2 separate regions of the Mus musculus genome follow, and region 1 is linked to region 2. The links are chromatin loops, found by intact Hi-C in ENCODE. Cell type or tissue: heart. All regions are shown on one strand. Each heading gives the region's core, and the rest is flanking DNA. Links, peaks and the distances in the headings are about the cores only.

Evidence for each region. Hi-C counts contacts between places; a loop is a spot of excess contacts. Peaks named below come from ENCODE experiments on the same cell type or tissue, not always from the same donor. Only the 100,000 strongest peaks of a DNase experiment are listed, where the experiment ranks them.
Region 1: it touches region 2 in a loop (2.2-fold over the local background); 4 of 42 quality-filtered maps call a loop at or near these places.

Annotation. Positions count from the first base shown.
Region 1 is chr9:103,073,717-103,079,090 of GRCm38, forward strand. Slco2a1 (solute carrier organic anion transporter family, member 2a1) reads left to right here. Exons shown (of 14, transcript NM_033314.4): 9 at 660-849; 10 at 3,208-3,373. Among named protein-coding and RNA genes, the nearest start is that of Rab6b, 36 kb to the right of the region's middle. In heart, for the core only: no CTCF peak of the experiment used is centred there; DNase peaks (open chromatin) are centred at 3,345 and 4,925; H3K27ac peaks cover 598 bases.
Region 2 is chr9:103,010,382-103,015,755 of GRCm38, forward strand. The region is part of intron 1 of Slco2a1 (solute carrier organic anion transporter family, member 2a1); the gene reads left to right. Among named protein-coding and RNA genes, the nearest start is that of Slco2a1, 4.6 kb to the left of the region's middle. In heart, for the core only: a CTCF peak has its summit at 3,182 (motif pointing right); no DNase peak of the experiment used is centred there.

The sequences.
Region 1 (5,374 bases), core at 301-5,300, 63 kb after region 2:
CAGTGCAGATGCTTAGCCCCCACCCACCCAGACTAATGAACCCAGATTCTGTGGCAGGGGTGCTCGTACTTCTTGCAGTAGATGCTAAGAACCACTAATGGGGGTTCTACCAAGTGCCTAAATGAATAACTGGGCCCCATCTATAGGTGAATTTGACCAAAGATTTGACAAGATAATCAGGGCATGAGATCTGGGGTGACTTCCCTGTTTGCGCTGAAGTCCTGTGTAGCCTTTAGGGATGCTATCATTTCTCCAGCCTTCAGTGTCGGATCAGGGCATCGCCACCCAAGAACGATCTACTTCCTTATTGTTGTCATTGTCTTCTTGTTTTCAATTTGTTTCTTCGAAACAAGTCCTAGAATAGCCCAGGCTGACTCTGAACTTGCTAGGTAGCTGAGGATCACCTGGAATTCCTGATCCCCCTGTCTCCACTTCCCAAGCGCTGGGTTATAGGTGTCAGAAGTTGACTGCCTCTTTGCTTTTTGATCAGGCTAGCCAACCCTCTACTAAAGTAAATTCTCGGGATGTACCCAGCAATCACCCAACAGTTAGTGATATTCGGTAGTCACCCATCGTTTCTTTACGAAGCTGTGCTCCTTCCCTGTGGTTCAGCTCAAGGCTCCCAGGCTGTGCATCCAGCCCCTCTCCTTCTCACCTAGGTGCTGTGAACCTTCCAGCTGCGGCCTTGGGGATGCTGTTTGGAGGAATCCTCATGAAGCGTTTTGTTTTCCCTCTGCAAACCATCCCCCGAGTAGCTGCCACCATCATGACCATCTCCATAATCCTATGTGCCCCTCTCTTCTTTATGGGATGTTCCACACCCGCCGTGGCTGAGGTCTACCCTCCCAGGTAATGGACAGCCGGAATCCAGCCACTGTATGTCTCTCTTCTCTGCCTTTTACCTCCTCCGTCCTGCTCATTTGATCTGATGTCTCACATGGTGACACAGGAAGCCAGGTCTCAAATAGTGTGTTCTATTATGAGATGAGATTAGCCAGCCAGTGGGGTTGGGCTTAGGGTTTGGTTTTGTAAGAAGCCACAGAAGCTAGCCGGCTTAGTGTCTGGATGAGCCTAAGCCATAGAAGCCAGGAAATAAGCAATGGTTAATGCCAGCTCTGAACCAGCTAGAGCTAGAGTCTCACTGAGATGTCGAAGAAAGAGGAGAAGAGACTTGAAAAGGTTTAGAGATGAACAATTAAAATGGCGACACACTGTAAAAAACAAGGGCTGCAGAGGCAGGGGCAGGTCAAAGGACCAGTCTGCTTGCTTAAAGCAGCGTGAGACGTAAGCGTAGGGCAAGCTTTATCTTCAGAAAGAGTGTTACAACCCCATGAGCAAGGAACATGCCACTCCCCACCTCCTCCCCCCTCCCCCACAAACCCACCCCAGGTAACCACCTTGAAACGTTTTCTTTTTTTGAAAGGAAAACATATTTTCTTTATTTATATTTCAAATGTTATCCCCTTTCCTAGTTTCACCCCCTCCTGGAAACCCCTATCCCGTCCCCCCTCCCCTTGTTTCTGTGAGGGTGTTCATAAGGGAAATTGGTCTGAAGTTCTCTTTCTTTGTTTGGTCTTCATGTGGTTTAGGTATAAGAGTAATTGTGGCTTCACAGAATGAATTGGGTAGTGTTCTTTCTGTTTCTATTTTGTGGAATAGTTTGAAGAGTATTGGTCTTGGGTCTTCTTTGACAGTCTGATAGCATTCTCCACTAAATCTATCTGGTCCTGGGCTATTTTGGTTGGGAGACTATTAATGACTGCTATTTCTTTAGGGGTTATGGGACTGTTTAGATGGTTTATCTGATCCTGTTTTAACTTTGGCACCTAGAAAATTGTCCATTTCATCCAGATTTTCCAATTTTGTTGAATATAAGCTTTTGTAGTAGGATCTGATGATTTTTTTGATTTCCATGTCTCCTTTTTCATTTCTGATTTTATTAATTTGGATACTGTCTCTGTGCCCTGTGGTTAGTCTGGTTAAGGGTTTATCTATCTTGTTGATTTTTCTCAAAGAACCAGCTCCTGGTGTTGTTGATTCTTTGAATAGTTCTTTTTGTTTCCATTTGGTTGATTTCAGCCCTGAGTTTGATTATTTCCTGCCGTCTACTCCTCTTGGGTGTATTTGCTTCTTTTTGTTCTAGAGCTTTCAGGTGTGCTGTCCCCGCTGTCGTTGAAACTTTTTCTTGAGGACTTTGCCCAAAACATTTGCAAGATTTGGAGACTCAGAACCTTTTAACCCCAGCATAGTCTCTTTCTCGTGGAGAGCAACATCTCCAAATACACCAACAGCATCAGGCAAAAACATAGTGTGATATGACCTCCTCTGTAGCTGACAGATGACAGAGGAAAGCAGAACAAAAGAGGGGAACATTGCCTCGAGTGAGGGAGTGAGAAACTCACCACCGTTCTGCAGGCTGACTGGGGACCCAGAGAAGCTGGGGACCCAGAGAAACCTGAAAGCTTGGGGTCCTTGAGGTGGTTTTCAGTGGGAGTTTGGTCCCACCTCTGTCACCTGCCTGGCCTGAGTTCTAGATATGACACTCTTTGTTGCTATGAGGAAGTTATCCGTAAACAAAAAGGCCCTTCCATTGTGATGTCCCATAAATGCCAACATCCACTGCTACTGTTTATCAATGCACTACTCAGCCATCAGAACTTCCCCAAAGAAGATCAGTAAGAACAGCCATCGAAATCCACTTCGATGAAGTTCTGGCCCAGGATAGGAAGGCGAATGGACAGACCCAGATCAGTGAATCCATTTGTTTCAGGAGATGAACAGTCTATAAAAACCTCAGTGGCCTCCAAAGGTCTCAGCCAGCACCTAGCTGGGCCATAAGAGAAGGCAAATGTTTCTAATGACTTCACTGTAGCGTAGACCACTTCCTTCAACAGAGCTTCAGGCTGTCAGTCATTTTAACTCTGACAGTGGCATGGGTGTTTTCTGGCTAGACCTTTACAACTGAGTAATGGGTGGGTTTGGGTTCCCAGGGTCAGGAGAATGGAGAGGGCCATGATGTCCAAACCATGGCAGACTCACAGCCGGCTCCCACCGGCTCCGTTCAGATTCTGGGACAGCACTGGCCTAAGACAAACGGGGGTATGCAGGCACATCAGCCAGGCCAGGACCTCGTGCTGGGCTGGAGTGTGGTGCTGTTTCTTGGTCTTGCTTTGTTTGATTCTCTTCTCTTCCTGTCTCGCCTGGCAGCACACCAAGTTCTATACATCCGCAGCCTCCCGCCTGCCGCAGGGACTGCCTGTGCCCAGATTCCGTCTTCCACCCTGTCTGCGGAGACAATGGAGTCGAGTACCTCTCCCCCTGCCATGCTGGCTGCAGCAGCCTCAACGTGAGCTCAGCAGCTTCTAAGCAACCAGTAAGGACAACGACGAAGGGGGTCACAGGGGTCGACAGAACCACATGGAGCTTTGGGGCTCAGTGTGTCACCTCAAAAACCGTTCCTTGGCCGTCAGTATCAGCGTCTTAGCCCCCTCCACCATCTCTCATCCTTCTCTGCCCCGGGGTCATGACCAGATGCCCACAGCCCAAAGTCAGTTAAAGATTGGCTGGAGACCAACGAGTTCATTCTTGGGAACTTGGCAAAACAACAGAAACAAGTCCGAGCAGTCGCTCTCAGCGGAAACTTGTGACTGATACTAATGGCTCCCTGTGGCAGGGGGGAACTTCTGGGTTCTGGGTTCTGGGTTCAGGCCATATTACAGAGTCACATGGCCTGAGAGCAGAGGGTCCCCTGTGACTTGGACCTTAGAGGCCAGTGCTGGGAGCAGCAGTCGTTTCAAGCCCTCCTCTCCCAGGAGTGCCACAGAGTTGGCCTGAAGCCATGAAATTAAGTTCAAATCTAGGATTAGAAACAAAATCTCTCTTCACCTGGTCTTCAAGGCCATGTGTCTCCTTCTTAGACCTAGACCTATGGGGACTTGTCTGACAATATGTGAGGACAGTGACCCCAGGCCTTCTGGGATCAGGAAACAGCAAATGCCTCCTCCAGGTTTGTCTCTTAGTCAGAAATCCATGTGTGCAGCCACCATGTCAACCAAAAGCCCTGGTCTCACAGTTTACATCCAGTCCGATAAATGCACACGATAAATGCTGAGGGACTTCCTGAGGTGACTTACCCTTGAGCAAAGACCAGAAGAATCCTATGGAAACCTGGAAGCCCATTGCACTCGAGGGAAGCACAGGTGCCAGTGCACCAGAGAAGCTGAGGAAAGGCCTGGTCGGCGCTAAGCGACAAGTGTCACAGCTATCGGGACAAGGGATCAACAGGTCCAGAGCTGGGCAGGGCCAGGCAAGCCAGACTTAGGAGGGAGATTATTTCCCCTCTTAACTCCCTCTGATGAGAACAATGGAACGTCTATGTCATTACTATAGGATGCCCCCATAGGAAGAATGCACCTGTGTGTCGGCCATGTGTGTTGGCCATGGGCCAGGCTAGCCCCCACTTACCACCTCTTGCGAGGTCACAGAAAAAAGCTTCCCCTGTCTGTCACTATGGGCAAAGGCCCTTGGCTCTCAGGTAGAGAAGGGTGAGGAGCTAAGACAAGATGGCCCCTTAGTTTGCCTCTTAACTGGAAGAGTGGTGGCTTCTGTGGTTTTCTTATCTTTATTTACTCTCCGCTGACTCATCTACTTCCAGAAATAATCTTGACAAGCTTCCAATAACAGCACAAGTACATCAAGACAAAATCCATTACCATGATAGCAAGGGAAAAAATAATAAATTATAAGGGGGATAAAGTCTTAGTATTTTAAGATCCAGATTGCGGGAGGTTACGGCAATATCGTGTGTTAGGAACTTCTGAGCTTGAGGGCCACAGTCCCACTGACTGACAGAGGGAGGCCTCCTCTAGCTCATTAGTTGGCTCAGCCCCATAACAGCTCTGACACCAACGTCATCATAGGCTGGGCCATCAGCCACTGCAAGGAGGGAAGGCAAAGATGACCAGATGAACGGTGGCCGCCAAATGAGTCGAACAGCAGTGTTGAGCCACATAGAATTATGATGAGGCAGGGTCCTCCTCTGGGGGCTCTTCTTAGGTCAAAGTACACCTCTTCAGTGGGGAGTGCTACAGAGCATTCAAGAGACTCTGTTATTGTTTCCTCTACTCCCGGAACATACCTTCTCCCATAACAACTTGCGCAACCACTAGAGCGGGCTGGACCGGGAGGAGAGCTCCCAGGTTCCAGGCGCTGAGCTGATGAGGGTGCTTTGCCTGGTGATGGGATCTTGGGCATTCAGATGTTGGAAGACTGCAGGAGTTCATCCCATGCTGGACTCTTGGTGAAGACCATTTCTTTCTTTTTTTTATTTTAAAGATTTGTTTATTTATTTTATGCATGTGAGTGCACTGTCACT
Region 2 (5,374 bases), core at 275-5,274:
GTTTTGAGTCTGTTAAAACATTTCCTTGGTTGGAGGATAATAAGCATCAGATGACAGGCAATTTGGAGAGCCCCCACCTTAGCCAGGTTCGTCCTGGAGACCCTAGGCACACCTGAGTGGAGATCCTAGCTAAGCTTTTTCTTGCTGGTGACTCTATGCCTGGGCCTTTGCTATTCGAAGGGAGATTTTCTCCTCTTGATAACAGGCTGGGTGATTACCTTATACCTTCCCAGCAAGGGAAAGGTGACACAAGTGACACAAGTGGGGCAGGTGACAAGGGACATCCAGCCCAATAGCTTGTCACTTTGCTGGCATCTTTGTCACTGGGATGGACTGTCAAGAGCGGATGTTGCTATAAACCCATGTGCCACATGATCTGAGGGAGGAGTAGAGTCTGAGAATACAGATCCACGGCCCAGCCCGGCCACACTCACTTCCTGGGTCACTCAGGACAGACACATGGCTCACCTTTCTTGGCCCTCTGGGGTCCTTTTCTGAAAGAGTGGGTGTCATGAATAGTTCCCACCATGCACCTCAGTAAGAATGCCCTAGGGTAAGAGTTAAACTGGGCCTCCCCAGGGTGAGCCCCACTTCTGTAAACAAGGCATCGCATTCGATGTTGTCCAGGAGCTCCGGTTTCAATGTTAGACCAGCTCTGAATGACGCCCTGGTCTCCATCCTTGACACCACACTGTGAGCCTGCACAGGTCAAGCCAGATAGGAGGGTACTGAGGTGGGAGAGTGAGTCCCACCTCTAACCAAGATGCTATTTGTAATTGATACTTACCAACAAAGGCAAACATCCGTTTTCTTCAGTGGAGTGTCCCTGTGAATATCAAACCACACTTCAGAGCAGACCCGTATCCCCGGGGTAGCTGGCCAAGATAAAACAAAACCCATTTTTGTTTGTTTGTTTGTTTGTTTGTTTGTTGTGGGCTTTTTGTTTAGCTTGGGCATTTTTAGCTTATTGTTTTGTTTTGTTTTGATTTTTGTGAGATTTATTTATTTATTTATTTATTTATTTATTTATTTTAAAGCCTACAGCACCCTCTGGTCTCCCAGTAGTAACCAAGCCTTACCCTACTTAGCTTCCAAGATCAGACGAGATTGGGTGCATTCAGGGTGGTATGGTCATAGATGAGTGCTGTTTTGTTTTGTTTTGTTTGAAAGAGAGAGAGAAAGCATAAAGTTGAGTGGTTGGTGAGGTGGAGAGGACCTGGGAGGAGTAGGGGGAGAAAAAACATGATCAAACTATAATATTGGACAAAAGTTGTTAAAAATCTTTAAAAATGATTAAAAGATAGATTTTAAAAACTCAAAATAAAAATTAGAAAAAAACTGGGTGTGGTGGTCTTGTAATCTTAGCATCCAGGAGATAAAGGCAGGAGAACTAGAAGCTTAAGTTATCACTGGCTATAGAGTAAGCTGGAGACAGCCTGGGCTACATGAGACCTGTGAAAGAAAGAAAGAAAAAGAGAGAGAGAGAGAGAGAGAGAGAGAGAGAGAGAGAGAGAAAGGAAGAAAGGAAGGAAGGAAGGAAGAGAGAAAAAAGAAACCATTGTCCCATTAGTTCCATGATGCAGTTATTAGTTATCAATGACAGTTAATAATATTAATCACAATGTCCATAATAATAACAAATAATAGCTAACAGTAATTGAGCTCTATGAATGTACAGACCTTGAGGATCTTGCACGCACATCCCATCTGCTTTACAACTCTAGCAGAGGATAACATTACCAACCTCACTGGTAAGGCAATCAATTCTTCATGGACCAGGAAGGGAGGCAGGGAGAAGCAGGAACAGCTATGGCACAAAGTACTGTCCTCATGAGCACTATCGTCTACGCTGGCTCTATAACTGGCGACAACACAGCCATCACTTAACAGTACTTTCTCCAGGACCAGAAGACATTCAGAAGTGGGTACAGAGGGGACCCAGACATGAATCCCCAATGCTGACCCACTCCTGCCTCTTCTCTCTTCACAAGGCTCCATGAAAGAGCCTTGCACCTATTTATTATTATTATTATTATTATCATCATTATTATTATTATTACATGAAACGGTGCTGGAATTAAAGGTGTGAGGCACCACCATGCAGCCAGGGGAATTTTTACATAGCCTGTGTGTGTGTGTGTGTGTGTGTGTGTGTGTGTGTGTGTGTGTGTGTGTGTGTGTAACAAGTTGATGTGCAGCTATGTGGAGGCCAGAGGACAATCTACAGTATCAGCCTTAGGGACAGCTTCCATCTCCTTTGAGAAAGGGTTTTAAATGGCCTGAAGCTCACTGACTATGGTCAACTAAGCCATGGATCCCTAGCCATGGATCCCTAGGGCTCCCCTGTCTCTACCTACTGCTAGGGTCAAACCCACTCTGTGTCTGGGTAATGTCATTCTTACACAGGTACTAAGGCTAGAACCGGGATCCTCCTGCGCATGCGGCAAGCACTTTATAGGTTGGGAAGTGTTTTGCTTCTGGTTTATTTTGTGGTGCTGTTGAATCCCAAGCCATGAGCCATATAAGAGAGCATTCTACCACTGAGTCACCTCCCAGGCCCTGTGGGGTGAAGATTTATATATCTCCTCCTGCAGGAGACCTCTCTCTCTCAAGATTTATTTATTTTGTCTATATGAGTACACCATTGCTCTCTTCAGACACACCAGAAGAGGGCATTGGATCCCATTACAGATGGTTGTGAGCCACCATGTGGTTGCTGAAAATTGAACTCAGGACCTCTGGAAGAGCAGTCAGTGCTCTTAACCATGGAGCCATCTCTCCAGCCCCCAGGAGACATCTCTTGAGGTTTGGTTTGCAAGAAGATTCTTAGGAATCTCAGAACCTGCTCAAACATCACTGTCAATTAGTCTAGTACAGGCCCAGGACTCTAAATTAAAAGCAGGTTCCCTCGGAGACCCTGGGAGGAGGTAGGCTCTGCTCCTGACTTCTCCTGGCAGCCTCAGACTAATCTGAAGCTCCCTAAAGTGAAACACCATCGTGGAGCTAAGTCGAGGTTCTTCTGAGGCCTTTGACCCCCTCAGCCCTAGTGAGGCATCTTGAGTGCCACTTCTTAGTTTCCAAAATCCAGGGCAGCATGCCAACAATCTAATCCATCCCCAGGAAAACACTCCCACTGGACTCCCTGAATCAGAGAAGAGCTAACGGTGGCTCGCCCACCTCCCTCCAGGGGGCGCATTTCCATAGACTTCAGAACAGTGATCTGTTCTCAGGAGGCTGGCTTGGCAAGTTTATCAGAAGGCAGGGAAGGAAGGATGAGGACTAATGAGTTCTCTGGTATTAGAATACTGGGATTCCTCTCTGGGATGATGTTCTAAGCCCTCTATAGCTTTTCATCTCCCAACACAGAACAAATGAGAGCAAGTTAACATTTCTGAGGGTGCAGAGTCCCTTTCATCTGTCCTGATTGTGACAGGACTTTCTCTTTTTCCAAGCTAGGAGACCCAGCCTGGGCTGTTGGGATGAGGGCACGCTTCTCCTATCTTCTCTTGTCTCAGCATGTAATTTGAGACAAACGGTGTTTGTAGGGGAAAGTTAGAGGTCTCTGACCCTCCTCGTTCTCCCCTTCCCACCCTTGAATTGGTTGTAACCACCTTTTTGTCTGTAGAGACACTGGGTGCACAGTGTCTACTATGTGCCCAATCCCAAGGATGGGGAGGGAGGTACCAAGAAGGCAAGGATAGGGAGACTCAGCGCTGTGTAGATAGAGGATAGGGGATAGAGGATTGCTCTCTGTTTATTATTTTTAGACTCTCTAGAGATGGTTTTCTCAAGGAATGCTGTGAAGAAATGAAGAAATGGGGTGTATGAGTTTGCCCTTCTTCATGCTCTACATGGGTCACCATCACTGGGGGCTCTCTCACAGTGGCCCCATGAGAAAGTCACTTGTGTTGCTTAGTTCCAGGCACAGCTTTATTTGTTTAGAGTCTTTTAGAAAATGGTTTTCAGTTTGAAACGATAACAGATTCTCAACAAAGCTGGTCTTAGAGGTCCTGTGTATCCTACACCCACTCACCCTCAGGGTTCCATGCTATATGACAACAGTAATGACGAAGGATATCAAAAAAGCAGGAAATCACCACTGCTATCTCGTGCACGTACAGTCCGGTCCTGTACTGCTTTATCACAGGTAGATTTGTGCAGACACCACCCATCTGAGGATACAGGTGTGTTTCACCACCCACCGCAGAGAAGTGCCTTGTGCCTGCTCGTTGAGAGTCTCATCCTCTGACCACTGTCCCTAACCCCCAGCACTGTCTAGTGTCCATCTCCAGGATTGTATTATTTCAAGGCTGTTACATACAGGGAAGCATGTAACAGGCGACCTTTTGAAAAACCAGCCGTCTTCATGCAGAATAACGTATTTGCGTTCCAGTCCGTCTAAGCTGTGACACAGATCAGGTGCTGGTTCCTTTAACGGCTGAGTACTACGCCAAGGTGTGGATGTGCTGTGCTTCGTTTACACATGTTCACTTATGGAAGAACGTTTGGCTCATTTCCCACTTGGGACTAGTTCAGATAAATCCACAAGAGTGGTGACGTACAGGCTTCTGTGTGGACATAGCTCGTAATTTCTCTAGGGTGAATGCCGTGGAGTGTTGCTGGGTGGTGTGGTTGTTGAACAATGATACTTTTTTTTTAAAAAAAGATTTATTTATTATTATAAATAAGTACACTGTAGCTGACTTCAGACACACCAGAAGAGGGTGTCAGGTCTCATTATGGGTGGTTGCAGAGATTTGAACTCAGGACCTTCCTTCGGAAGAGCAGTCAGTGCTCTTACCCACTGAGCCACCTCACCAGCCCTGAACAATGATACTTTTTTAAAAAGGATCTTCCTAACTCTTTCCTGGAAGGGTCGTCTCACCTTACACGGGTGTCAGCTGCTTAGCAGTTGGTCAGCTTTTGACATTACCACTCTTTTTTTGTAAAAATTCTAATAGACATGCGGCACCACCTCTTTGTGTCTCGTTCATGTTGTCCTTGTGGCTGGAGAGAGGAAGATTGAGCTTCTTTTCATGTGATCATCGCCCCTTCATGTTGTCGTTTTCCTTTAATGTTGTGTAGCTTTAAGAGCTCACTGGGCACTCCAGTTATAAGTCCTTTGTTGGGTTATTTGGTCTGCAGATTTTGTCTTTGAATCTGTAGGTTGGTTTTTTATTTTTTTTAATCATTTAAAATGGTTTTATAGAGAAAATACTTAATTTTGATGAATTCCAATTATTGGTCTGTGTGTGTGTGTGTGTGTGTGTGTGTGTGTGTGTGTGTGTGTGTGTGTATACACCTGCTCACATGTGAGCACACAGTAGTCAAAGGACCTTAGGTGTTGGTCCTCAACATTCACATTGTTTGAGAC